Linked DNA regions of Mus musculus: region 1 is linked to region 2. A link is a loop called in an ENCODE intact Hi-C map of the cell type or tissue named here. Cell type or tissue: left cerebral cortex. All regions are shown on one strand. Each heading gives the region's core, and the rest is flanking DNA. Links, peaks and the distances in the headings are about the cores only.

Region 1 (12,780 bases), core at 47-8,046, 200 kb before region 2:
AGTTGTTCAGAGCCTGTGCCCAAAGTAGTATTTTTTCTTAATGAACTAAAAAATATATGTTTAATTATAGGCGGAATTAGATGTTCTCAAGACAGCACACAACATGGGTCAGCTAAAAAGGAAAGCCACAAATTACTTAGACTGACAAAGACTCTAGGTAAGTGAAATGATATTCAAATTAATTTGGTGACACAATCGGGTGTCACCAAACTTGGTGTGTATGTCAATTTAAGAATTGACGAAGGGCGTCATGAAAGATGTCAGGCATACACAAGCCAAGATAGCTGAGATATTCCTGATCCAGCACTCTAACTTGAAGCTCATGCTATAAAGCTGTCACTAATTACCAGTCCTTGATTTAACATGGTGGTATTAGAGCTTAGTAAGCTACACTTGGAAGTTTTGATAAGTTGGATTAATCATATTTTTTAATTAACAGGATCAAGTGAGCTGTATCAGAAAATGAGTCAAGACGAAAGAGGAATGAATTTGACATTAATAAAGTAATTTATTTTTAAAAATTGTCTTTGTTCAAGTAGGACTCCTTTCTAGGATTTGTCTGATTGTGTGCCCAAATTTAATGGTTTTAAATTTGGTGCCCTAAACTATAACTGGGGGTGGGGCTACAAAACACCCAGTGAAGTCTTGAAAGGAAACAAACTTTCAGTGAGGCAGGCAGATCTGAGTTCCAGGCAAGTCTTGTCTGATCTGTGAAGCACCAGCACAAACAGCTAGTGAGACCCGCCTAAAAAGGGAAAAAACCACGAGAGTTCTACATCTTCCATCATGCTGCTATATGTGACCAAACAGGAAAGAACAAGACTTAAGTAGAGATTAATAAGTAAGCTTCAGAGAAAGAATTCCAACTTGGAAAAGGTTAAAGGTGCACTGCACCAGGGTTGATGACCTGAGGTGAATCCTTGGCATCCATGTGATGGAAGGGTAGAACTGAGTCCAGCAAATTGTCTTGTCTTTAAGCATACATTGCAGTGTGTGTGCACATACTAACGTAACTTGGAAAAAGGTTCAAGAGGCAAATGGGAACATTAGCTTCATGCTAGTCTACGTTGAGTCCTTATTTCAAAGCAGGTATATAAACTTGTTCTTTTAAAAACCCACAAGATGGAAGAATACACTTTTAGACCTATTAAGTTTATTTAGAAATATCAGTCACCAGCTGAACTGAAACTAGAAGAAATAAACTGCTTCAAAGCAGCAGCTAGTAAAGCTTTCCAGGTGGAGTTTTGTTGTGTGCGTGTTTGTTTTTTTGGAAACTGAGCTCCTAAGTCAGTGTTTGGTACATGAAGAAATGACTCAGTAAGAATTTTGTTTCTGTAGTGCACCCAGATGAAGTACACAGCCTCCTGTACCTCTCGGAAGTTAAAATAGGTTATTACCTGAAGTTCCTATCTCTGTAGGAGTAGACTCCCAATAACACGAAGATCCATTAAAGTGTTGGCAAGTGTCTCAGAGTTTTACTGCCGTAAACAGACACCATGACCAAGGCAACTGTTTTTGGTTTTGGTTTTTTCGAGACAGGGTTTCTCTGTGTAGCCCTGCCTGTCCTGGAACTCTGTAGACCAGGCTGGCCTCGAACTCAGAAATCCTCCTGCCTCTGCCTCCCGAGTGCTGGGATTAAAGGCATGCTCCACCACTGCTCGGCTCATCCAAGGACATTTAATTGGGGCTGGTTTATAGGTTCAGTCCATTATCAAGGCAGGAATATGGCAGTGACCTGGCAGGTGTGGTACAGATGGAGCTGAGAGTTCTACATCTTCCATCTGCTACATGAAGACTGGCTTCCAGGCAGCACGTGTCTTAAGCTCACACACACCCTCAGTGACACACTTTAACAGGGCCACTCCTAATATACAAAACCATGACAGGAAGTCTATTAAAAATGAACTTGATATACTGCTGGTTTAACAGTTGTGTGGCCACTTAAAACATTGCTGGAATTTACAAAATCACAATTGTAGTGAAATGCTGGCACACTAGAACCAAATCTGCCTTATCCTAGATACGAGCCCTAATGACCACAAGCCTAAATATGAGTATTCAATTGACAGTCCTGTCTTGGCATAAATTCTCAACACAGGTCATGTGTATGTACATGAAATTTGACCAGGATGGACAAATGAGCACTGAGGGGAATAGATGACTAGTGAACACAACAGAAAGCAATGCAGACTTGTATAAAGGTGTGTGCCTTTAATTCCAGCATCTGGGAGGCAGAGGATGGTGGATCTACTTCTATGATAGGATTAGAGATTTAGAAGATTAGTGCAATGACCCTTTATTTTTGAACTTGGTTCTGTACTGTGAATAAAAGTACCCATACCTGAAGCTAGACTGCTTAGCAAGACCTCGAAAAGCACACAGAAAAGGTAAAATTGTGTCCCAGTTGGACTCTTCTTAGAGGGTCACTAGGAGTGATAGTGATAGTCCACCCCTTGATTCCTGGACCCATGAATCCTGGCTATGGGTGAAACTGTACCATATATGGAGCGCTGATTCAAAGCGTATACTGCCTTCTGAAGAACTCTGCCCCAGCCTTCCAAGCTGTTACCACCTAACTTGGACTCTTCAATTCCAATCTTTAGGTGCCTCATCTGACCATCTTATCCTTGGCACTCCAGTTATACTTTCTCTTGCACTCAACAGGAAGCCACATTTACAAGTCAACTGAAGGTGGTAAGCCTTGGAGGCACAGCAGCACCACTTATTTCATGTATATAAGTACATTGTAGGTGTATTCAGACACACTTGACTTTACAGATGGTTGTGAGCCACTATGTGGTTGCTGGGACTTGAACTCAGAACCTCAGGACAGTGTTCCTAGCTGCTGAACCATCTCTCCAGCTGTGGTTTCTATTGGAATAAAACAGCTAAAAGCAGCTTGGGGAGGAAAGTTTATTTCTAGGTTGCAGTTTTGCAGCACAATCCATCATATAAAGAACCCGGTAGGAATCAAAACTGAAGAAACCAGGAAGCAGTAGCTGATGTGGAGGCCATGGGGGGCTTGTTTCTGGCATACTCAGCCAGTTTTATAGTACCCAGGACCATCAGCCAGGGATGGCACCTCCCAAAGTGAGTGGCGCCCTTGAACATCAGTCAGAACGCACTTCGGATTGCTTGACAGGCAATCTGGTTGGCAGCATTTTCTTTGTTCATTATCATTTTTATTTTATTTTATTTTATTTTATTTTTTTTTGAGACAGGGTTTCTCTGTAGCCCTGGCTGTCCTGGAACTCCGTAGACCAGGCTGAAATCTGCCTGCCTCCAAGTTCTGTCTTCACAAAATTGTTAACTGTGTTTTAGTTCCTATAATCAAGAAGAACTGGCAATGGTTTTGAGATTCATTTACCCAACTAGCCAAGGCTGAAGGCTGGCCTTGCACATGTTCTCATCCTTTGAAACAGATGTGTCTTGTTTCCTTTGAGGCTGGTAAGACAGGAAGACTGAAGTATGTTCTATTTTGAAGCTCTGATAATGGTGAGGGAGAACTTAGGTCTTTCTCATTTAAATTTTTCATTTTGTTTGTGTGTCTGTGTACTGTAGTTATGTCATCTGCCACATGTGGGTGCTAGAAATCAAAGAGCAACAAATGCTTTTTTTTCATACAGATATTTTGACAATTTGAATTCTTATATTTTTAAAATATTATTTACCTTACATCCTGATCTCATCTCCCCTTCCTCCTTTCCTTCCAGACCCGTGCCCACCCACCTTCTCCAATCTCCCCCACCCTTTTCAGAGGAGGGAGCCCTGTCACCACCCCCACTACCACCCATGGTACCAATCCATGGCACATCAAGTCTAAGGACTAAGTCAGGCTAAGCTCATCCTCTCCAATTGAGGCCAGACATGGCAGCCCAGCTAGAAGAAAGTGATCCATCCAAAGGCAGGCAACAAGAGTCAGAGACAGCTTGCCCCTCGTCCCACCCCCACTCAAGCCGCACATCTACCACACATATGTAGGGGGTTCAGTAGGTGCTCTTAACCCATCACTCCCCAGAGTAGCTACCGTTTTTATTTATTAAAATATGCTCTCTTTTAAAAACCTATAATATTTAGGGTGTGGTGATGCATGCCTTTAATCCCAGCACTTGGGTAGCAGAGACAGGTGGATCTCTGAGAGTTCAAAGTCAGCCTAGACTACATAGTTTCAGGAGGGCAGAAGTAGTCACCGTTTTTCAGGGAGTGGATTACAATTGCGAGCAACCATGAGGGTACTCTGAATTGAACCTCTGGAAGAACAGCTAGACTTCTTACCTACTGAGCCTTTTCTCCAGCCCTAAACTACTTTTGAAAAGGATGAAAAAAACCATTGAATCTTCCAGCCCTATTTTTTTTTTAAAGATTTATTTATTTATTATATGTAAGTACACTGTAGCTGTCCTCAGATAGTCCAGAAGAGGGCATCAGATCTCGTTAACGGATGGTTGAGCCACCATGTGGTTGCTGGGATTTGAACTCGGGACCTTTGGAAGAGCAGTCGGCGCTCTTAACCACTGAGCCATCTCGCCAGCCCCCCTATTTTTTTTCTCTTAATTATAAGATTCATTGCATTCATAATACACAGAGGGAATACACGACCTATTCTTTGAGGTTGAGTCTTGCAATCACCTTAACTGCAAAGCCACAGTCCCACCCTCACCACTTTAATACGTTACATGATTACTCTATCTTCTTGACTTGTGGATTTGGTTTTTTTCTGGTTTTTTTTTTTTTTTTTAAGATTTATATATGTGAGTACACTGTAGCTGTCTTTAGATACACTAGAAGAGGGTGTCAGAACCCATTACAGATGGTTGTGAGTCACCATGTGGTTGCTGGGAATTGAACTTGGGACTTTTCACTCTTAACCTCTGAGCCATCTCTCCAGCCCATGTTTTATGTTTTCTAAGTCAGGGTTTCTCTGAATAACCCTGACTGTACTGAAACTTAAGGCCCGTGTCACCACTTCCCAGTTGCTGCTTTTTGTTTTGTTTTAGAAGATTTAAAGGTATTTTGTCGGGATGGAGAGATGGCTCAGCAGTTACGAGCAATGACTGTTCTTCCAGATGAACCAGGTTCAATTTACAGAACCACATGGCAGCTCACAATGTCTGTAATTCCAGTTCCAGGGCATGTGATTCACTATAGCAGACACAAATGCAGACAGAACATTAGTGTACACAAAGTAATTAAAAATACTTTAAATGTGAAAATTTTTATTGTGGAGAACCTGAATTGAACTTAGGGTAGTGTCCTTTCTTAATTTTTGTTTTTTTAAGACCGGTTTCTCTTTGTAGCCCTAGATCTCACTATGTAACCAAGGTGTCCTCAAATTTGTAGAAGTTTCCAGTGATCTTTGCAGTCAACAGCTATTACTACAAATAAGATTTACAAATCTTGTCCCAACCAGATTTAAGGAGGGTCAAAGAACATTTTGGTATTTTTATTGTTTAAAAGATGGAATTTTTTATTTACTTGTTTGTTTGCTTGTTTAGGGTCTCACTGGCTTACCTGAAACTATTAAAGCCAGGTTGGCCTCCAACTCAATAGATCTGCCTGCCTCTGCTTTCCAAGTCTGGAATAAAATGTGTGAGCTACCTTGCCCAGATCTTTCTTTACACAGCCACACAGATACATAAATACAATAACTCTTTAAAAAAACAACCAAGGGAGTCTGAAGAGAAGACTCAGTGGGTAAAAGTATTAGCTGTTCTTCCTCAGGACCTAGTTTAGAGTTTCAGTGCCTCCATGGCAGTTAACAATCCTTAACTCAGGTCCCAGGGATCTGATTCCCAATTCTGGCCACTGTGGGCACTGAATAAACATTTTGCAGAGACATTCATGACACACACATAAGATAAAAATAAGTAAAAGGGTGAGCCTAGCCTTTAGTAGCAGAACCATCTTTCCAGGTCAAATAAATATATTTATTAAATGTATTAAAAACAACCAGGGTGCTTATATATTCTAGAGTTCCAGGACAGCCAGGGCTATACAGAGAAACCCCGTCTCGAAAAACAAAAATAAATAAATACCTCCTCCAGCACCAGACATACATAGAGATAAAATACCCATATATACAAAATAAAGGGTTTCTCTGTGTAGCCCTGGCTGTCCTGGAGCTCACTCTGTAGACCAGGCTGGCCTCAAACTCAAAGATCTGTCTGCCTCTGCTTCCTTGAGCTGGGATTACAGGCGTGTGCCACCACTGCCTGGTGTAGGTGTTCTTGGTTTCTATGGGTTGATAAGGAAAGAGTCAGTCGAGGGTAAATTAAGGCCTTGCAGGGAGCGGTAGGTAGCCTCTGTGGACTGACTCTCAAACAGCTATGCAATAGCATATTTACTGATTGTGGCACCAATCCCTCATACCAAAACCTCTAATCTAATCCATGTTTCCAGAAGGAGACGATCACACCCATGAAATCTATTTAGTCTTTACTGTGCAGAGTGCAGTACTCAATATGTCTTCACAGAATATGTTTTATCTCTTGTTAAGAGGATATAAATGCTTTGAAAATCATTCAGTAACACAGTTGATTCCCAAAGCTGACTGTGCCAAAATCAGCAGTGGAACTTTAGGAACTGGTTTCATGATCTTTGCCCCAAAGTGACCTACTCAGAATCCCAAGGGTGAGACACTGACATCTACCTGACGGTTTGCCAGCTTTGAGTACAGCTGTATTCTTTTAACCAAAAAACTGACTTTCATCTCAAGACTTATTTTGCTAATACTTTAACTTAATACTTTAATACCTAGTGAAGGGAGAGGGCAACATGTAGGTTGTAATAAAAGTAGATCTTAGAATGTGCTCAATAAATATAAAAGTTATACACTCAGTAAATGCTTTCCTTTTTTTTTTTATTTATGAGTACACTGTAGCTGTTTTCACACACACACACACACACACACACACACACACACACACACACACACACCCCAAAAGAGGGCATCAGATTGCATTGCAGATGGTTGTGAGCCACCATGTGGTTGCTGGGAATTGAACTCAGGAGACCTCTGGAAGAACAGTCAGTGCTCTTAACCACTGAGCCATCTCTCCAGTCCCTTTTTTCTTTTCTTTTTCCCTGTCTTTAATTTTGCAGTTCTGAGGCCTGATCCAGAGCTGTGTGCATGCTAAGCAAGTGAGCTCTGCCCCCAGCTACGTTTTTGCACTATTTTAATTTTATGAATAAAAAGTAGAAATTCAAGAAGCGGAAGTGAGTAGGTTGGTGAGCTGGGGGAGGGGTGATGATGGTATAGGGGGTTTTCGCAGGGGAAATCAGGAAGGGCGATAACATTTGAATGGAAATAAAGAAAATATCTAATTTAAAAAAATAGAAATGCAGGCACCTTAAAGATGGCTCAGTTGATAAAGAATTTTACTACTGAGCTGGAGAGATGGCTCAGTGGTTAAGATTAGTGGCTGCTCTTCCAGAGGTCCTGAGTTCAATTCCCAGCAATCACATGGTGGCTCACAACCATCTGTAATAGGATCCGATGGCCTCTTCTAGTGTGTCTGAAGATAAGCTAAGCATAATCATATACACAAAATAAACAAATCTTAAAAAGAGACTGTGAGATATAAAGGTGTATATGCTACTATTTTAACTTTGCTACTATTCACAACGACCTGAGTTTGATTCTGTAAGAGAACTACATTACCGCCACCCTCCAACATACAAATCATTTAAAAGGCTAGGACTGGTGGGACACATCTTTAATCCCAGCACCCCAGAGGCAGAGACAGGTGGATCTCTGTGAGTTTAAGGCCAGCAAAAGTCTACATAGACCCCTTCCTGCCCAAAAGGGCCTAAAAAGTAGTTTCTTTGATTGAGCATGTGGTTAATACACACACACTCACACTTTCCTGAGTTTGGATAGATGTCCCTCAGTTTAGGAACAACTTACATCCCAATAAACCAATCCACCAGAAAACGCCGAGTTGAGAAACAGCACAGCGTAGCAACACAGGCACCAAGGTGAGTGCAGGGACATTCAGTCTGATCCTTGTGACTGACTGGGAGCCTGTTTTATGTTTCTCCACCTCCCAAGATCTCCCAAGCAGATCTTTGAGTTCAAGGCCAGCCAGGGCTACACAGAGAAGCCCCGTCTTGAAAAACCAAACCACCAACATCAAAAAAGATAAGCTTGTAAGTCCCTCACAAATCAGAAGCAGCAAAATAGAAAGGATGCTTTCATTCAACATGATGGTGAAGACAAGACCCTTCTGACTTACACATGGCACAAGAAGAATATATTGATGTATTTACAGACAGGGTCTATGTGGTTCTGGCTATCTGGGCACGAACCCTGTAGATCAGCACAGCCTCCTACTCACAGAGATCCACCTTGCTCTGCCTCCAAGTGCTGGGCTTATCATACCATCCGTGGACCACCTGTTTTATATCTTACTTTGATCTTTACTAGTTGGGTGCTTTGTAACCATTTAAAGGAGTAAATTTAATGATTTATTTTTATTTGGTGTTTTGCCTTCATGTGTGTGAATGTAAGGGTACTGGATCCTCAGGAACTGGAGTTGTAGGCCATTGTGAGCTGCCATGTAGGTGCTAGGACTTGAACCAAGGGTTCTCTGGAAGAGTAGCCTTAACTACTTAACGACTACACAATCTCTTGAGCACCCAATAACCTACTTCTTAGGCTATTGAGAGCACTAATGTAACTTGCAAAGTACTAAGTTACATAATAGGTACTTGACAAAGATAGCTGTTCTAATTTCCAGAAGGGGTGTGAGACATCTACCAAATTTGGGGGCTTAGGGGCAAAATCCATCAATCTTGATTGTCGGACAAGATGGAAATTAATCAAAACTAAAAACTATGCTGGGTGTGGTGGTGCACACCTTTAATCCCAGCATGCCCAGGCTCTGCCCAAGATGACATCAGAGTCTCCTACCTGCCTACTGAAGACAGTCACTTCTTGGCTGCTTTCAGATCAAGAATATACAACTCTTGGCTCCTCCAGGACCAAGTCTGCCTGCATGCTGCTATGCTTTCCACCATGATGATAACAGACCAAACTTCCGAAACTGTAAGCCAGCCCCAGTGTTTGCCTTTCTAAGAGTTCCTTGGGTCACAGTGTCTCATCAGAGGAAATAAAACCCTAACACTGTGGAAGAGGAAGCTGATTTCAGAGAAAAGGTCATGGCTTAAAGAACTTAACAAAAATCAAACAGTTAAAAAAAAAAAAGGAATAAACAAGGTCAACTATTTCCAACAAGCAGCTAGAGTTCAGACTAGAGGGAGTGACAGTAACAACTGTGGGACAATGTAGAACAAAGGCAGACATGCTGGCGGGAGTGTAAAACTATGCCTGGAGGCTACCTGAAGTAGAAGAGGCACAAGACCTCAAGCCCTACATGTTATCCTAGAAAAGACTTCTGTTTTCTGTTTTGGTGGAGACATGATTTGTGTAGCCTTGGCCGTCCTGGAACTAGCTCTGTACATCAGGCTGGTCTCAGAATTACAGAGATCCATCTGCCCTTGCTTCCCAAGTACTGGGACTAAAGGTATAATTCTATCTAGACGCATGCTGAGGACTGTTTCCTCTAGTGTAAGAAATGTACACAATGGCCTAGCTCTGCTAGCCTATCCCTAACTTCCCCACCATGGCAGGTACCGATCCTAGAGTCCCAAGTGGTAGAGCCCCTTCCTGCATGTTGGAGTCCCAGGATCCCCACACCTGAAGACAGCCTTGTCCCTGACTGCTCACCACTCCTGCTGGACTCAGTTTCACTGCACAGCTAAGGATAGCTAGGACTTTTACCTTTTCCAAATCCATGCAGGTCTGTGAACCTAGGGTGCATTATGCCCGAGAGTGAGGGTTGGGTGGTTAGCAACAGAGCAAGACACTTCTGGCAGAGGCCATAGGGAATCCAAGTGAAGTTTGGCACAAACTAGGCTGTGGTGTAATAAAGGCCCAGTCAATGAAGATGGGACTAACCAGACAACTGAAGAACCAATACGTTTTGTCCACATCATGTCCACCCTGAGGACACAGAGGCTGGAGAAGGACTTGCTGGCACAAGTGCAGTTCAGCAGATGAGATCTAAGGGAAATGGAGACAGACCATGGAGCAAGTCTAGGGGCTTGTGGCTCCCGTGGAATTGATTCTAGTCTTGGAGGCGCTACTCTGTGTGCAGCCCAGAGGGAATGCCACCTGCACCAGGTCCCCTCTATAAAGGCATGAGGGCTGGACTCCCTCTGCTCTGGCTTTTGGCTTCTTCTGGAGAATAAGGACAGCACAACTAAGTGACTACTGGGAGCCCAGAATTCAGCTGACGCTCTGAGCCGCCTTAGTTGGGGGCTGAGAACCTGAAATGACTTCCTTGCTTCTGAATGGTCAGGTGCCACCTGCTTAACCCCTGTCTTTATTCTTTCAACAAGGCAGGTAGCTGAGAACCAAAGCTCAATCAGCCTTGCTAAACTCCCTACTTCCTTTATCTTTTTCCTCTCGGAATGAGCTGATGCAGTTGTTAAGAGAAAAACCACTACCTGGTCCACCTACTCTGTATTTCAAACCTTAACCTCACAGCCACTCTGCATCTCTCTGCTGGTAGCAGAGTTAGTTAGGCCTCTAATTTTTTGCTTCTGTAGAACTATTCTCTTCCCAGCAATGGTTTTTAGTTAAAATTTTATTTAACAATGCACACGGTCACTAGCAGCTATGATGGTATTACAGGACTTCCTTGGCACTGGGAATTGAATCTGGGCCTTATGCATTCTAGGGACGTTAAGTATGTTACCAATGAGTCACAGTCCTGGAGGAAAGTGTGCCGCTGTGCCAGGCTTACTAGATTTCTATATTAGAAAAAACTATGTTCAATTGACTCTAGGCTCCTAATTCTCTGCTATACCTCCAGCACATATCATACTATCTGGCATATAGTAGTTGCTCAGTAAATGTATTAAATGTAGATGTGCCTACGACACAATACGTCAACTGGAATACTTTAAAGGAGAAGAGTCAGGTAAGAGGGTCAATCAGTCTCAAGAGCTTACAAATTCAAGACTAGCCTAGGCTACAGAGCAAGATCCCTATCTGTCTCAAAGAACCTCCAACAAACAAAACTTCATTAGGATTCTAATAAAACCACAGAATTCTTTTAATTAAGCTCAAAGTTGCAAGTTTGTCTCACGTATCTTTCATTTGACTAATGAACTTTTCGACAATTCCCCCCAGTCTTTCAGGTTCCATCAGTTTATTTACCAGTTCCTGCTCAACAGCTATCAGAGCCAGGCTACTAAGTTTCTCTTGTCCCATGGTACGAAGTAAGTATGTTTTAAGATGAGACAGCGTGGAAAATGACTTCTCATTATTTGCTGAAGTAATTGGCCAAGATAAAGCAATATGCAACAGCTTCGTGATACAAGGAATATTATTGTGGAGAGCATGCTGAATAAACAAAGAGCCTAGGTCAATGAAGCTTAAGGACCCATCCTCTGCGATGAAGTTGAAACCTGCATACTGCCGGTAAAATCGGAGCTCGGGAATGATGTCTGCATCAAGCTTATAGAATTCCTGGATGTGCTTGGCTGTTGCTTCATTTAATGGCTCATTCCACTTAAGTAACAGCTCTGAAATTTGTTTCATTTTACAATAGTCAAACTCTGAAAAATATAACTTTAAATGTTTTAATACCGTGTCCAGACCTTGGTAGTAAATATTAAATTTATATTGTTCATCTGCTGAAGTAGGAAAAAACATATGCTCTGAGTTGCCAGGATCTACTGTTCTTTGAACTTTTCTTCTTTTTTGAAAAGAGGGTTTCTCAACATCAAAACCCTTACTGGTTATCTTTTTACATATTTCATCTGCTCCATCCCAGATATTTTTAAAGTATGTATCATTCCTTTCAGAAGATAAACATTCCAAAATTGCTTCTATTTTTGAAAACAAAGAAAAGATGTCAACAGTTTCACTTTGAAACTCTCTAGAAAGAATCCCTGTGATACTGAGTACTCGATAAAGAAATTTCAAACAAAATATAAATTCAAACTTGGTAACCATGGCCAACAGGTCCTCCAGCTCGGCAGCCACAGCTGTGCCTGCGCACCGGCGTGACACTGACGCCAGCACCTCAACGACCTCCGGAAGGCAGTCCGTCACGGCCAGCAGCAAATGGTCGTGGGCTGGCCAACACGACTGTGACGTGTGTTTCTTACAAGTTTTATTTAGACTTAGCTTACACATGGTTTGCAAACTTGCCAACATTTCTTCAGACACATGAACTGTGTTGAACAAAGAGCAGAGAGTGTGTAGTGCCTCGCGGAGCTCCTTCACCTCCTTACAGAAGCTAATCACCGCTAACTCCAAAAAATGGGCGTGACAATGCACATAGAGAGCTCTTGGCTCTTCCTTCTTGAATTCTGCTACAACTTCATTCAATTTTACCGTAAAATTTGTGGCACTATCATAGGCTTGGCCACATATTTTATTAAAATCAACTCCAACCTGCTGCAGGTAAGCTTTGATCCGCCCATGCACGTGGACCCCAGTCACCTCCTCGGCAGTCACAAACCCCAGGAACCTTTCCTTAACCAAGACAGCACTTGGCGTCTTTTGTGGGTACCTCACACACACGGAAAGCTGTCTCTCAGCGGCACTACCAGCTATCTCCTCGCAGATTATTGAAAAGGCTGAGGAGGCGTTGATCTCACTCACGATGTCTTGCAACATTTCATCCTTTATCATTTCAATAATCTCCTCCTGGACAAGCGTGCTGCTATAGAAGTCCACGTGGGAACTCATGAGCTGAAATACCT
Region 2 (12,780 bases), core at 3,046-11,045:
GACACAACTTCACTGAGAAACTTAAAGGAGGCACTCCTAGGTTTTTGAATGCCTCCTGAGGGTCTGCCAAGGGACCAGTGCCTCAGAGAGAAAGGGCTTATGAAGCTCAAGGAGGCGTAAGTGGGCTCTCCAGAGTCACAAAGCTAGAAGTAGTGGGCCCAGTCAGGTCCGAGGCCAATTCATGACGTCTTTTTAGATCTGTGATGTTTCCAATTTAGAAGGAGTTTGACAACAGCCCCCTCCCCCTCCCCCCCAAAAGCCCTTTTTATAGTCCCTTCCGGTTGATGTCTTACCCTGAGGCAAGAGGAGAACAGCCTTGGTATTGGCTGATGTTTGGGGCCACACTGGACCAGACAATTCTTACTTATTTGTTCAGCAAATGTTAGTCTCTGGCAGGCACCACGGAGGTATCTTATTAAAATTGTGTGTGTGTGTGTGTGTGTGTGTGCGCGTGCGCGCACGCCAGCGGTCAATAGTGTGTGTCTTTGGTCATTCTCCAGCTTGGTTTTTGAGGTTCAGGCTTACAGTTTGTCTTTTCTGCTCTAATAGCTGCCACCAACCCCCAGGCGTCCTTCTATCTTTGCCTCCTCAGTACAGAGATTACAGGCATCCACTTCCGTGCCATGTTTCTAATGTGTGGCTTCTGGGGATCCACATTTGGGTCCGCATTTTTATAATCACTTTACCTACTATCCTTACCCACTTTACCCAGCTCTTAGTTTCTGTTTTTGTTTTGTTTTTGTTTTGTTTTTTGAGATAGGGTTTGTGTAGCCGTGACTGTCCTGGAACTTGCTCTGTAGACCACTCTGACCTCAAAATGATAGAGACCCTCCTGTCTCTGACTCATGAGTCCTGAGATTAAAGGCATGCCCCCTTTTACATTTTAATTTTATGTGCATGGATGTTTGCCTGTATACATGTCTGTGTGTGACATGTGTTACCTCGGAATTCAGAAGAAAGCTTAGGTCCTCTGGAAGAAGACTTTGGACGGTTGGAGCTGCATGTGGCTACTGTTGTGAGCTGCCAGGTGGGGCCTGGGGATTGAACCTGGGGCTTCTGGAAGAGAGGCCCATGCTCTTAACTGCTGAGCCATCTCTCCAGCCCCCTCCAATGGGCTTTAAACAACACTGCAGGTGATTCTGACCCCCAACCAAGTGTGGGAACATTTGGACGTTGTCTATCTTCTTTAAAAAAATTTTTATTTATTTTATTTACATGAGTACACTGTAGCTGTCTTCAGACACTCCAGAAGAGAGACATCAGATCCCATTATAGATGATTGTGAGCCACCATGTGATTGCTGGGATTTGAACTCAGGACCTCTGTAAGAGTAGTCAGTGCTCTTAACCACTGAGCCATCTCTCCAGCCCCACTGTCTGTTTTCTACTGGGTTTCCAGATGGGGCCTGGGTAACACTACTCCTCTTGAGACTGCTTTTTGTTTGTTCGGTTTTTTTAAAGTCCTGAAAATTGTAAGTTTTGAGTGATCAGAACAATTCTGTGTAGCAGATTTTGTGACTTTCCAATGAGGAGACAAACTTGGAGAGCTTAAACTCCTTATTCCTAATCCTGAAGCTAGGGCGACTCAGCCTGCATTATCCTCAGGCCACATTCCAGTGTTCAGAGGGGTCTGTGTCCCTGCTCAGAAACAGGGCTAGGTTTCCTGAAATCATGCAGTGATGTAAGTAGGCTCAAGCATGCCAGTGCCAGTAGGTCTGGTCGTCCTGCTCTGAGCGTATGCTTACAATGTCCCCAGGAGCCATCAGAGTGGCACACACCCTAGTCCCAGCACTTGGGAGGAAGAAGTAAGGAGGTCTCTGAGTTTGAGGCTAGCCTGGTCTACTTAGCAAGCTCCAGGACAGACAGAGCTACATAGAGAGATTTTTGTCTCAAAACTATCAAAATAAAATGTCCTCAGGATTGAGAATCTGGGGTGGTCTCTTGGTATTGGTCTTGTGACCTAGGAGAGATAGTCCTTGGGTACAAGTGGCTCTCCGCCTGATAGTAACCAGGCACAGGAGCAGAAAGCTGTAGCTTGAAGAGGGACCTGGTCTCAGAGGAGCTGAGCTCGTGCCATATACAGCTATAACAGAACGCTGATTCTAGGTCCTTCATAATGAACAGAGTTCTGGAGCTGGGAGGTCTTAATTCTAGATGGCAAATGCTGGGTGTGATGTCACATGTCTGTAATCTCAGCATGTGGGAAGTGGAGGCAGGAGGATCAGAAGTTTGAGGTCCTTTGTAGTTACATAGCGAATTTGAAGTTATTCTGGTATATATGAGATTCTTTCTTAAAGACAGGGTTTCATGATGTAGAGCAGGCTAGCCTTGAACTCACATTGATTCTACCCACCCCTGCCTCCCAAGTGGTAGGATTAAAGGCATGTAAGACACCATGTTCAGTGAGACTGTCTTTTGTTTTTCTTTTTCGAGACAGGGTTTCTCTGTGTAGCCCTGGCTGTCCTGGAACTCACTTTGTAGACCAGGCTGGCCTTGAACTCAGAAATCCTCCTGCCTCTGCTTCCCAAGTGCTGGGATTAAAGGCATGCATCACCACAGCGCCCCTCCAGTGAGACTGTCTTAAACAAAGCAAAACAACAAGAGCAAAAATAAATAAATAAATAAATAAATAAACCCAAACCAAATGCATGTAGCGGGGCACAATAGTGTGTACCTGTAACCCTGCCTACTTGGGAGTCTGGACAGGGGGAGCATTTGAGCCTCTTTCAGAGGCAGCCTAGCTAACATATCAAGATCCCATCTCCACAGTAAATAACTGGTAGTGCTAGTGAGTTGGTTCAGTGGTTCAGGCCACTTGTTCTTGCAGAGGATTGAGATTGGATTCCCAGCACCCACATGGCAGCTCATGGCTGTCTGTAAATCCTACTCCAGGGGCTCTGTTACCTTCTCTGGCCTCCCTGGGGACCAGGCATGCACGTGATGCACATACAGCCATGTAGGCAAAATACTCATACACACAAAATAATAAATCTTCAAAAAAGCACTAACCACCAATAAAATGACAGCAATAACAACAACTAGTTGTGGTGAGGCCTGGTTGTAATCCCAGCACTTTGGAGGCTGAGGCAAGAAGATTGCAACGAGTTCAAGGCCAGTGTAGACCACACAGCAAGACTGATTCAAAAGGGGTCCGAAGAGATGGCTCATCTGTTAATAGCACTGGCTATTCCCAGCACCTACATGATGGCTTATAACTGTCTGTAACTCCAGGTCCAGGGGATCCAATGACCTCTTCTGACCTCCATGGACACTAGGGATGCATGTGGTGCACAGACATACATGTAGGCAAAACATTCATAATTTTAAATAACATTTAAAACAACAAAGAAAATGACTATCTTGTAAAAAAAAACAAAAACAAAAACCACAAACACAAAAAGCTGCCAACACACACCTGTCATCGCAGCTGGAGGCCTGAGGATCAGATGTTCAAGGCCAGTGTGGATTGTATGAGACTCACCTGTCCTTAGAACGAACAACACACGGACCTGCACCTGGTGGTGAAGGCCTTCTTCCTGAATTCCCCCCATGCTGGAAAGCAAGCGGAAGAGGGGGAGCTGAGGGGTGACAGACAGCCTTTTGCAATCTCATCCATAGATTTGGGGTCCTTGTGGCCTGGTCACTTTTAAATATGCTCCAACCTCTTTGCATGGTTACAAAGGTAGCTAGCTTTCCTGTTTCTAACAGGAACAGATATCCATCTGCTGAACAGTGAGTTTGGGAAAGCCATGTGAACTGTCTTACTTGCATAGGAGACATGGGAGGGAGGATACCCACTTCCAGTCAAGGGACTAGTGTGGGCAAAGACTTGGAAAGATGACCGAGTTCTGAATGATTGGAGAAGAAAGCTAGAACTAGACAGGGCAGCCCAGGATGGATGGCATGGTCAGAAGGGATCAGTGGCTAAGCTGGGGACTCCATTGTTGTATTTAGATTTTAAAGGGTCCTTTGGCCAAAGGAACGGGCATGGCAGTGGGGGGCAGTTGAGGGGTGGGGAACTGCTAAGATGGTCCAGGGAAGAAATGATGGTGTTGATTTTGAGGGGCAGTTAGAAGCACAGGTGAGGTAGACTGGATCTGGGGAGTGACAAAATGGGCCAACTTGAAGATATTACTCGGAATTTTTTTCCATTTGTGAAGTAATGCCTCGGATGAACCTTGCAGAAAGAAGCAGGAATCTGGGGGAATCTTAACATGACAAGAAGGATTCATTACCAAACACTCATTGAGCAAATGCCAAGAGGTGTGGCAAGCGCTATCTGCACACTAGCGTGATTTACAACAGCAACCCTAGAGGATGTCTTAAAGGTTTTTATTCCTTTTATTTATTTGTGTGTGGGTGTATGCTCACAAGCCACAGACCCTATGGGGAGTTCAGAGGACAACTTTCAGGAGTTGAGAGTCTCCTTCAACCATGTGGGTCCTGAGGATTAAACTCAGGCCATCAGTTTGGTGGCAAATACCTTTATCTGCTGAGCCATCTGGCCAGTCCTAGGGTATTTTCTTACTGGTTTTTTTTTTTTTTAAATACAAATAGGTCTATAAGATGGTACTGTGGTTAAGGAACACACCACTCTGCAGATGAGCCTAGCTTGGTTCTCAGCATCCATGTCTGACAGCTCATAAACTCCTGTGTGTCTGACGCCCTCTTCTGACTTCCATGGGTGCCTACATTCATTGCACCCCCCCCTTACACACACATAATTAAAATCATTTTTAAAAGGTTATAAATATATTTTCTCAGATTAGCAGGCCACAGAGTCAAGATTTGAATTAATTAAACAACTAATTCCAGTGTTTGGTATTTTACTTTATTTTTAGACAGGGTCTCAGCTTGTAGTTCTGTGTGATCTGGAAGTGCTAACTGACTCCTTTAATTGATATAGGATCTTGGTGTAGAGCCAAGGCTGGTCTTGCGCCTCAGGACTTCTCAATGCTGTCATTTCCACTTTAGCTGGGGATTCTGTGCTTACCCAGGTCTGCTGGAGGGAACTTCTAGTCACTATTAAGATCCAGCTTAGGGATCTGTCCTTCCAGGGAACCTCCACTCATTCTTCTTGTATGGACGGACAGTGTCCTCTGTTATGACACTGTGTGGGTCTTCCTGTTTCTTCTCCATCCAGGAAACTACGGAGGGCAGTCCCCATTTGTATCGCCAATGTCTAGCTTGTAGAATGGCTAAATGCCAGCCTGTGTTCTAGACTGTTCTGATCTCTTCCCACAGATTCAATGCACAAGTAATCAAGGTCTGATAATCACGGTTGCTAATTTCTGGCAGCTTCTTCCTCCCCATCTTCGCTGTCAGGCTTAGCTTTGGGCTCTTTGATCTAAAAGAGGAAGAATCTCTAACTTGACAGTACAGTCTTGAAGACGCTTCCTGTGAGAGTACCCGTGACCTTGAGAAATGGCTCACTGCTAACTTAAGGGAAGCTGGGTAGACTTAAGGGAAGCTGGGTAGAGCACTCCAGGTAGATGAAAGAACATGGACACACAGGCTTCAAACGTTGATTTTTAGCATGCTATTAGTGGGAAGGAGACTGGTCAGGTTGAGAGCAGTGTGGGCAGGTTGAGAAGGCAGGACTATGGTAGTCCATTAGAGAGCTTGGGGTGTGAGGCTTTTTCTTATATGTGATAAGTATAATTCCGCTCAGGGACAGGGGAAACATGGAGGAAGGAGAGTGAGTACTTGCGATCAGAGGGTCTTGGTACTTTCAGCAATTTGTAGACTCACTAACGCTACAATCTAGTTCCCTGCGAGATGTGTGCCTGGCACAGTATTTTACAAACAAGATGTTATCTAACCCTTGCAACATCCCTGCTGAAATGGAAGGTTTTAACGCTATGCAGAAGAATTGAGGCTCAGATTAATTAATGATGTTCCCAAGGACACACAGCCTGAAAGCACAGATCCCAAGAAGATTGAAAGTACTAGGTTATTCTCTGCTACGGGAGCTTCTGGAGGTCAGGGGTTGGGTTTTCGGTTTCAGTAATATCCGACCTAGGTAAGTCTCGGAAGACACCTAATGAACTTCATTTGGATCAATGAAAGCTGACTATTCTTTTTTCTTCTTCACAAGCATGTGGCAACGTCACAGGGGAGCCTCCGAGCCGTCAGGGGGCGCTATACTATTCTGCGTTTAGTCCAACGCAGGGTCGGGTGCCTGGCTTCCTTTCTTCTGTAGCTGGCTGGAGCTCAGCCAATCGCTGCTCTCCGAGAGATGCCAGTGGGCGGGGCCTCGGGCGCGCCCCGCGGGCCACTGGGAACCTCGGCGTCCCTGTTGCTCCCGGCTAGCGGGCGCAGCGCGGGACCTGTCCGGGGTGTGCGGGCTGGACCGCAGGTGAGTTCCCAGGGCTGAGGGCACTTCGCTTCCCAGGATCGCTGGCCCCCAGTCCCACGGGAACGGCTCCTCCTAGTTGAGGGAGCGATGGTTTCCGTGACCCGCTCGGCCTCGGCCAGCTTTTGGTGGCCGAGTGTGGACTGTGGTCAGATCTCGTCCGCCTCAGGCCCCTGCAGGCCGAAGGGTGACGAAGCCACGCGTGTGGCGTGACTGGACAGGGAACAGGAGCTGATGACCCGAACCTCACTGGCGCTCCCATCCCAACTTGGCTGGCTGTCAAGGCTGATGGTTTCACCTTCTCGGACCTCCTACGACTGCTCTCATTTGGAGAGCTTCCGGTGGGCTCAGGCACTGGGACAGGTTTCCTGGCGGCCCGGTTGACCTGTACCTGGAGCCTTTGGCTGGCGCCCCTGCGTGTCGGGCTGGAAATAGGCGTTGCAGTATTTGGGAAACACTTGTGCTACTTACATTTTGATACCTTCGGGATGACTTCATGAAGTCTAGCTGCTTATGATCATATCCCTATACCCCTTTGTGAGTGCGGGTGGAAGGCTGCTGTAGTCTTCCATAAACAAAGCAACATGTTTATGCTGCCTGTCATTCATTCGACCAACAAACTTTTTTAGCTCTTTGCTAGGGAGGATAGCAAGGGTGGGAAGAGGCACAGAGCATAGGACGATCCGGACATCCTTAGTTCTTAACCTTGTGGAGCTCCAGGGTGTTTTGAGAGCTGTAGACAGGTAGGGTAGGCCCACATAGCTTACCGAAGAGAAGGTTGTGTTGTATACATGGATGACTGGAATTCGGACAAGAGCACATAGAACTTGGGCTTTCTATGTACAAGAGTAATACTCATAGACTGGTGCTTGATATGCCCGCCCTAAGACAAATTGGAAAATTGAGAGTCTCTACCCAGGAATTGTATAAAGGACTTGCACTTGGTGTGGACCTGTGATCACAAGCACTTGGCACTGGAAACAGGAGCGTCGGCAGATCAAAGTTATCCTTAGCTACTTTGAGGGTTTGAGGCCAGGCTGGGTGCCATGAGAACCTGTCTTAAAAATAAAAACAAGCCCAACGGTGGTGGCACATGTCTTTAATCTTGGCACTAAGGAGGCAGAGGCAGGCCAGTCCAGTCTCTGAGTTTGAGGCCAGCCTGGTCTACAGAAGGAATCTGAATGGCAGGGCTACACAGGGAAACCCTATCTCAAAAAACCAAAACCAGCTGACCAAACAAACCCCAAAACTTAAAACAGAAAATAGAACGAAGTACTGAGTTAAAAATAGAATGGAGGATTGAGTTTGGGGTTCTTTGGAGCTTCCCCTCTTTGTTAATGTGTACATTGTAAGGTTTCTCGGATCTCATGATATAACTTCAGAGCTCAGAAGGAAGGAAGACTTTCAGTGTAATGAAAAGCCAAGCTAATGGGGAGCTGTAGGAGGCCCTCCACACATCTAGGGTGTGAACGGACACCATGCATACATCTGCAGAGTGTTCTTTCTGCTAGAAAAAAAGCCCAGGCTTGGCCTCAGACCAGCGGGCCTGCCACTTGTATGATTTTGGCAAGCTGACACAGTGTCTTTGAGCCACTATGGCCTTGGACAAGAATCTGGGCTCCTCGTTCCTACATCATAGAGATGTGAGGGTCAGGCGATGACCAGGGGAGATATGGTAGAGCATAGGGCATGGTGTCAGGTCAAAGGAGCAGGAAGAGAAACTTGAATCTTGCTGCAGTTCTTTGCCTTTGAAGGTCCATGTGTAGTGTCAGGCCCACAAGACACCCAAGTTCCCCCAAAGAGAATAAAAGGGGGAAATGAGGAGCCTTCAAATCTTCCATGAGGTCTGGATGTCTCACCGTAGAGCCGAGAGAGAGAGAGAGAGAGAGAGAGAGAGAGAGAGAGAGAGAGAGAGAGAGAGAGGTGTTGGAGAAACAGTTATGGAAGCATAAACACGGGCAAGTGACTCCATGCTGATGACTAAGGCGAGCATGTGAACATTGGAGAACACTGTGTGTGTGAAGTGCTTAGCCCAGGGCCCAGCTTGGAATAAGCACTCAGTAGATGGTGGTAGCTTGCATTATTACATTCATTGCCAGCAGCCTTTTATGATTGTAACGGTAATTAAATAATGGTATAAATAGTAATTTAATAGTGGTAATCATTTGTGACTAAGTGGCCATTTGAGTGTGTAGGTTTGCATATTACTTTGGTGTTTCATTGCAGGAGGCCCTAGGGGCAGCTCTACAGTTTTTGTTTTTGTTTTTGTTTTTGTTTTTTTTTTACAGCATTTTCCACGGGGACTTTTTAAGTATTAGGGTTCTGGGGCATCTGGAATACTGTATTCATTTGTGATGTTTTCAGGGACTTGCTGTGTAAGCATGAGGATGTGAATGGTTGCAGGTCGTATATTTTGAAGTTGTTTTGATCAAGATTTGTTAACTATAGGTTATTATTAGGAAAGCCAAGGCCAGAATAGAGTTACAAAACAAAACAAAACCCTATCCATCTTAGGTCAGAATAGTTAGGTAATAGATCATAGTTAAATAAGGCCCTTGTGCTTTCCCCCAGGAGAAGGAACTACTTATCATCAGGGAGCCAGAATTCAGAGTGAGGCTGTGTGAAGTTTTATAGAGCAGAGAAAAGACTTCTTTTCTCTTCCTAAGATGTTGACAGATATCTGGAAGAGAGGACCTGAGGTCATACCAGGTTGGAAGAGCCATTAATTAGGCTTGGAGTTTCCTTGTGAGGGGCATATGCACACAGTAGCACTAGTTCGTAGAGGTTTTTACCCCCGTCCCCAACAGTCGAATCTTTTGCAACTTCTTAGAGTATTTCGGGGACCCAACTGTTGCACAGAGCACAGTGGCTGCTTGCTGCTCTGCAGGGTGGCTGCCCAGTTATTAGTTGCCAGGCTGCCTGGTAAGTAGAGCACCTATGTGCTGTCCGCACGTGCTAGAAGAGGAGGCACCCATGTCTCCCTAACGCTCTCTGTATTCTTCTGCAGATGTCATGTGGCCTGTGCTTTGGACCGTGGTGCGAACCTATGCCCCCTATGTCACCTTCCCTGTGGCCTTTGTGGTCGGGGCTGTGGGCTACCACCTGGAATGGTTCATCAGGGGAAAGACTCCTCAGCCTGTGGAGGAGGAGAAGAGCATCCTGGAGCGCCGAGAGGACCGAAAGCTGGATGAGATGCTAGGCAAGGACCACACTCAGGTGGTGAGCCTTAAGGACAAGCTAGAATTTGCCCCTAAAGCAGTCCTGAACAGAAACCGTCCAGAGAAGAACTAATGGAGGGCCCAGGTCCCTGTGGTGCACAGGGATATGCCATGTCCTGCCGCCATGTCGACCCAGCTTCAGAACACACATCTGATTTGCTTTGCTGCTCACTCCGGCCCCCTGAGCACCCACAGCCACTCGTGTACTGGCTGGTCCTGTATGGCTGCAGAGCGGCAGCAGTAGGGGCCAGCAATGAGGAAGACTGCGTCTGCTCAGTGGGCTCTCTCCGTGCCTGGACAGGCTTCTGATCTTACCTGGGAGCCCTGCAGGGAGGAGCCCTGGGGAATGAACCTTGGTCTCAGGCTCCCGGGGAGGGGCTTGGCCTCAACTGGGAATGGTTGGGGTTTATCGTTGCCATTAGGAGGGGCACCTCCATGTCTAGTTCTCGTTTTTGCACTGAAAAGAATTCAGGAATGTCCCTGGCTCCCTTGATGAGGCTTTCTTATTTTCCTGTGTGCATTCTTCCCTTTACTGGCTCAGGCGTGGGATTCTCAGGGGAAGGAAAGCATGCTTCTCTTGTGGGGAGCTCAGGCTGTTTACCTCGGGGCCAGCGGGGCATAAGCCTGGAAATAATCACTGTCTTCCACCCTTCCTCACTGGAGTGGGGACTCAATTAAAGTGGCACCTGGCACATACTGATGGAGTCCTGCTCTCTGGATGGGGTCTGGGTTCTCCTCGGAGTTAGTGCAGACATTTGGAGTGTGTCATCAGTATTGTCTGAGGACTTCCCAAGACAGCACAGCTCAGTGCCAGCTGAGTCTCCCAGAGATACAAGATCCCAGGAGTCTTTTTATCGTGACTACACAAGGCTGCAGCATCCCTAGGGTCTAAATCCATAGCACACACAACTCAGGGATAATTTCACATTAACAAAATCTGGCAGAGGTGAGAAGGGGTCACCCACACCCGCAGTGCTCCAGTGGCTGCTGGCAACATTTTGTTCTTTACGCTAATGTCTGTGGGTTTTTAAGTTTTGCTTCCTTTTGAAACAGCCACTGTAGCTGGCCTAGAGGTTGTTACATAGACTAGGGTGGCCTCAAATCCACAGAAGTCTGCCTGCCTCTGCCTCTCAAGAGATGAGACGGTAGGCATGTGCCCCCCTGGCCCACTGCTCTCTGTGTAGGTTTAAAAGGGGTTCCATGGATATCCTTTTATATTATTTTTGCAGATTGTTATTTCTGCCTTACCATATGGTGGTTGGCATTGTTCTCAGAGAAGAGGTTGCTGAGGTAGAACCCAGAGCCTCACACGTGTTAGACAGTCACTGTCTAACAGTTCGGATTCCTCCCTGTTTTCAAGCTCTTATTAAGAAACAGTCCTATTAGGCTGCCAGGATGTTCTTGAATTCCTGGCCCTCCTGCCTCAGCCCCCATGAGTAGCTGGGATTATAGGCTTGTGCTACCAAGCTGGATTCTATCATTGTTTGTTTCCCAGACTGTGTTTCTTTTTTTTTTTTTTTGGTTTTTTGAGACAGGGTTTCTCTGTATAGCCCTGGCTGTCCTGGAACTCACTTTGTAGACCAGGCTGGCCTCGAACTCAGAAATCTGCCTGCCTCTGCCTCCCGAGTGCTGGGATTAAAGGCGTGCGCCACCACGCCCGGCTCCAGACTGTGTTTCTAATACCTTTTATGTTTTACATCCATTGGTGTTTTGCCTGTATGTCTGTGTGAGGATGCTGTGTCCTGGAGCTGGAGTTACAGGTGTGAGCTGCCATGTGGTTGCTGGGAATTGAACCTGGGTCCTCTGGAAGAGTAGTCAGTGCTCTTAACCCCGGAGCCATCTCTCTAACCCCTCTAGCACTTCAAACAAATCTATCTATCTATCTATCTATCTATCTATCTATCTATCTATCTATCTATCTATCTATTTTGTGTGTGTGTGTGTGTGCGCGTGCGCGCATCTGTCTGCACCTTAGTGCACATGTGGAACACAGAAGACAACATTTGAGAATTGGTTCTTTGCTACTATGTGGATCCCAGGGACCAAAGTCAGGTCTTCAAGGTTGGCAAGCAGGTACCTTTACCTGCTGTAACATTTTTCAAGCCCTCTTCATTGTTTTTGTTTGTTTGTATTAATATTTGCTTGTGTGTGTGTTAGCATGTGCTGGTGCCCCCCACTGAAGCCAGAAAAGGTGTCAGTTCCCCTGGGGTTAGAGTCACAGGTGATTGTGAGCCGCTCCATTCTGGGTGCTGAGAGCTGAACTCATGTTCTCTGGAGGAGAGGAGCCTTAACCGCTGAGCCATCTCTCCAGTCCCTTTCATCGCTTTCTTTAATGGCTGCACAATTAGGTACCTACCCATCAAGTGAAGCTCTAGCAAAGGCTGATTCTCGAGTGTCCCTATGAGTTTAAATACTGCAGTGACTGTCTTATGTGTGGTTTCCTCTGCATTCCAGAGTCAGTGGGAAGAACAGCAAATTACCTTAGATGAAGTATGTCTCCATGCATAATACCAAATCTTTCCAAAAGGACTGTAGTGTGTGTTAGCCTAACTCGGCCTATTGCTGGGGAGGCTGTATGGGGAGTGACAGCAGAAGGCAAGAAGAAGCAGGTGGCTGACCCAGTGAGCAGAGAAAGCATGAATCTGCCCTCAATGAGGAAGGTGCCTCTCCTGCTTATCTCAGGAGCTGTCTCCCCAGAGGTCTGATGGATGACTTCAGGTGGAGAAGCCAGCAATGGGGTGGGTGTCCTGGGAAGAGGGCAGGTGGTGACCTGAAAGAGGAAATCCAGTTAGTAGCATCCTCTCTGTGCCTAAGGGAGTTGCTGAGCTGAGTCATCGTTGCTTTAACAGATCTTGGGGGTGGGGGTGGGGGTGGGGAGTGATAGGAGCAACTTTGTGCCACCTAAGTAAAGATGAAAAGATTGCTGATTCTGAAAGCATCATCTAAGCTGAGCTTTGGCAAGCCTCAGCTAGGCTAGTGGTGTGCTTCATTAATAGCCCGGTGGTGCCACTCTGTGGCCGTTCTAAGTACTACCAGGCCTGTGACTGCTCCACTGGACTAAACTTGAGTCAACGTTGATGCCTGCAGGGGGCAGTCAGGTGCCAAGTGAGCGAGTGGGCTAGCCAGGCTGGAAAGTAGAAACTACAGATCTGGCAAAAGGGGCCAGTAAAGACTCACTTTCCCATTTGTTTAGCTCACTCAGAGGTAC

What was found. A loop is a pair of places that touch in the nucleus more often than their neighbours do. Peaks named below come from ENCODE experiments on the same cell type or tissue, not always from the same donor. Only the 100,000 strongest peaks of a DNase experiment are listed, where the experiment ranks them.
Region 1: it touches region 2 in a loop (2.9-fold over the local background); 9 of 42 quality-filtered maps call a loop at or near these places.

The regions. Positions count from the first base shown.
Region 1 is chr4:127,036,493-127,049,272 of GRCm38, forward strand. It overlaps Zmym1 (zinc finger, MYM domain containing 1), which reads right to left. Exons shown (of 8, transcript NM_026670.5): 8 at 10,602-12,780. The coding sequence ends at 11,150. It also overlaps a transcript of Sfpq not described here. Among named protein-coding and RNA genes, the nearest start is that of Zmym1, 18 kb to the right of the region's middle. In left cerebral cortex, for the core only: CTCF peaks have their summits at 3,571 and 4,375 (motif pointing right); no DNase peak of the experiment used is centred there.
Region 2 is chr4:127,237,542-127,250,321 of GRCm38, forward strand. It overlaps Smim12 (small integral membrane protein 12), which reads left to right and starts at 6,243. Exons shown (of 2, transcript NM_030252.2): 1 at 6,243-6,357; 2 at 9,362-10,268. The coding sequence starts at 9,367. The coding sequence ends at 9,645. In left cerebral cortex, for the core only: CTCF peaks have their summits at 4,650 (motif pointing left) and 6,127 (motif pointing right); DNase peaks (open chromatin) are centred at 4,290, 6,188 and 6,685; H3K4me3 peaks cover 1,178 bases; H3K27ac peaks cover 663 bases.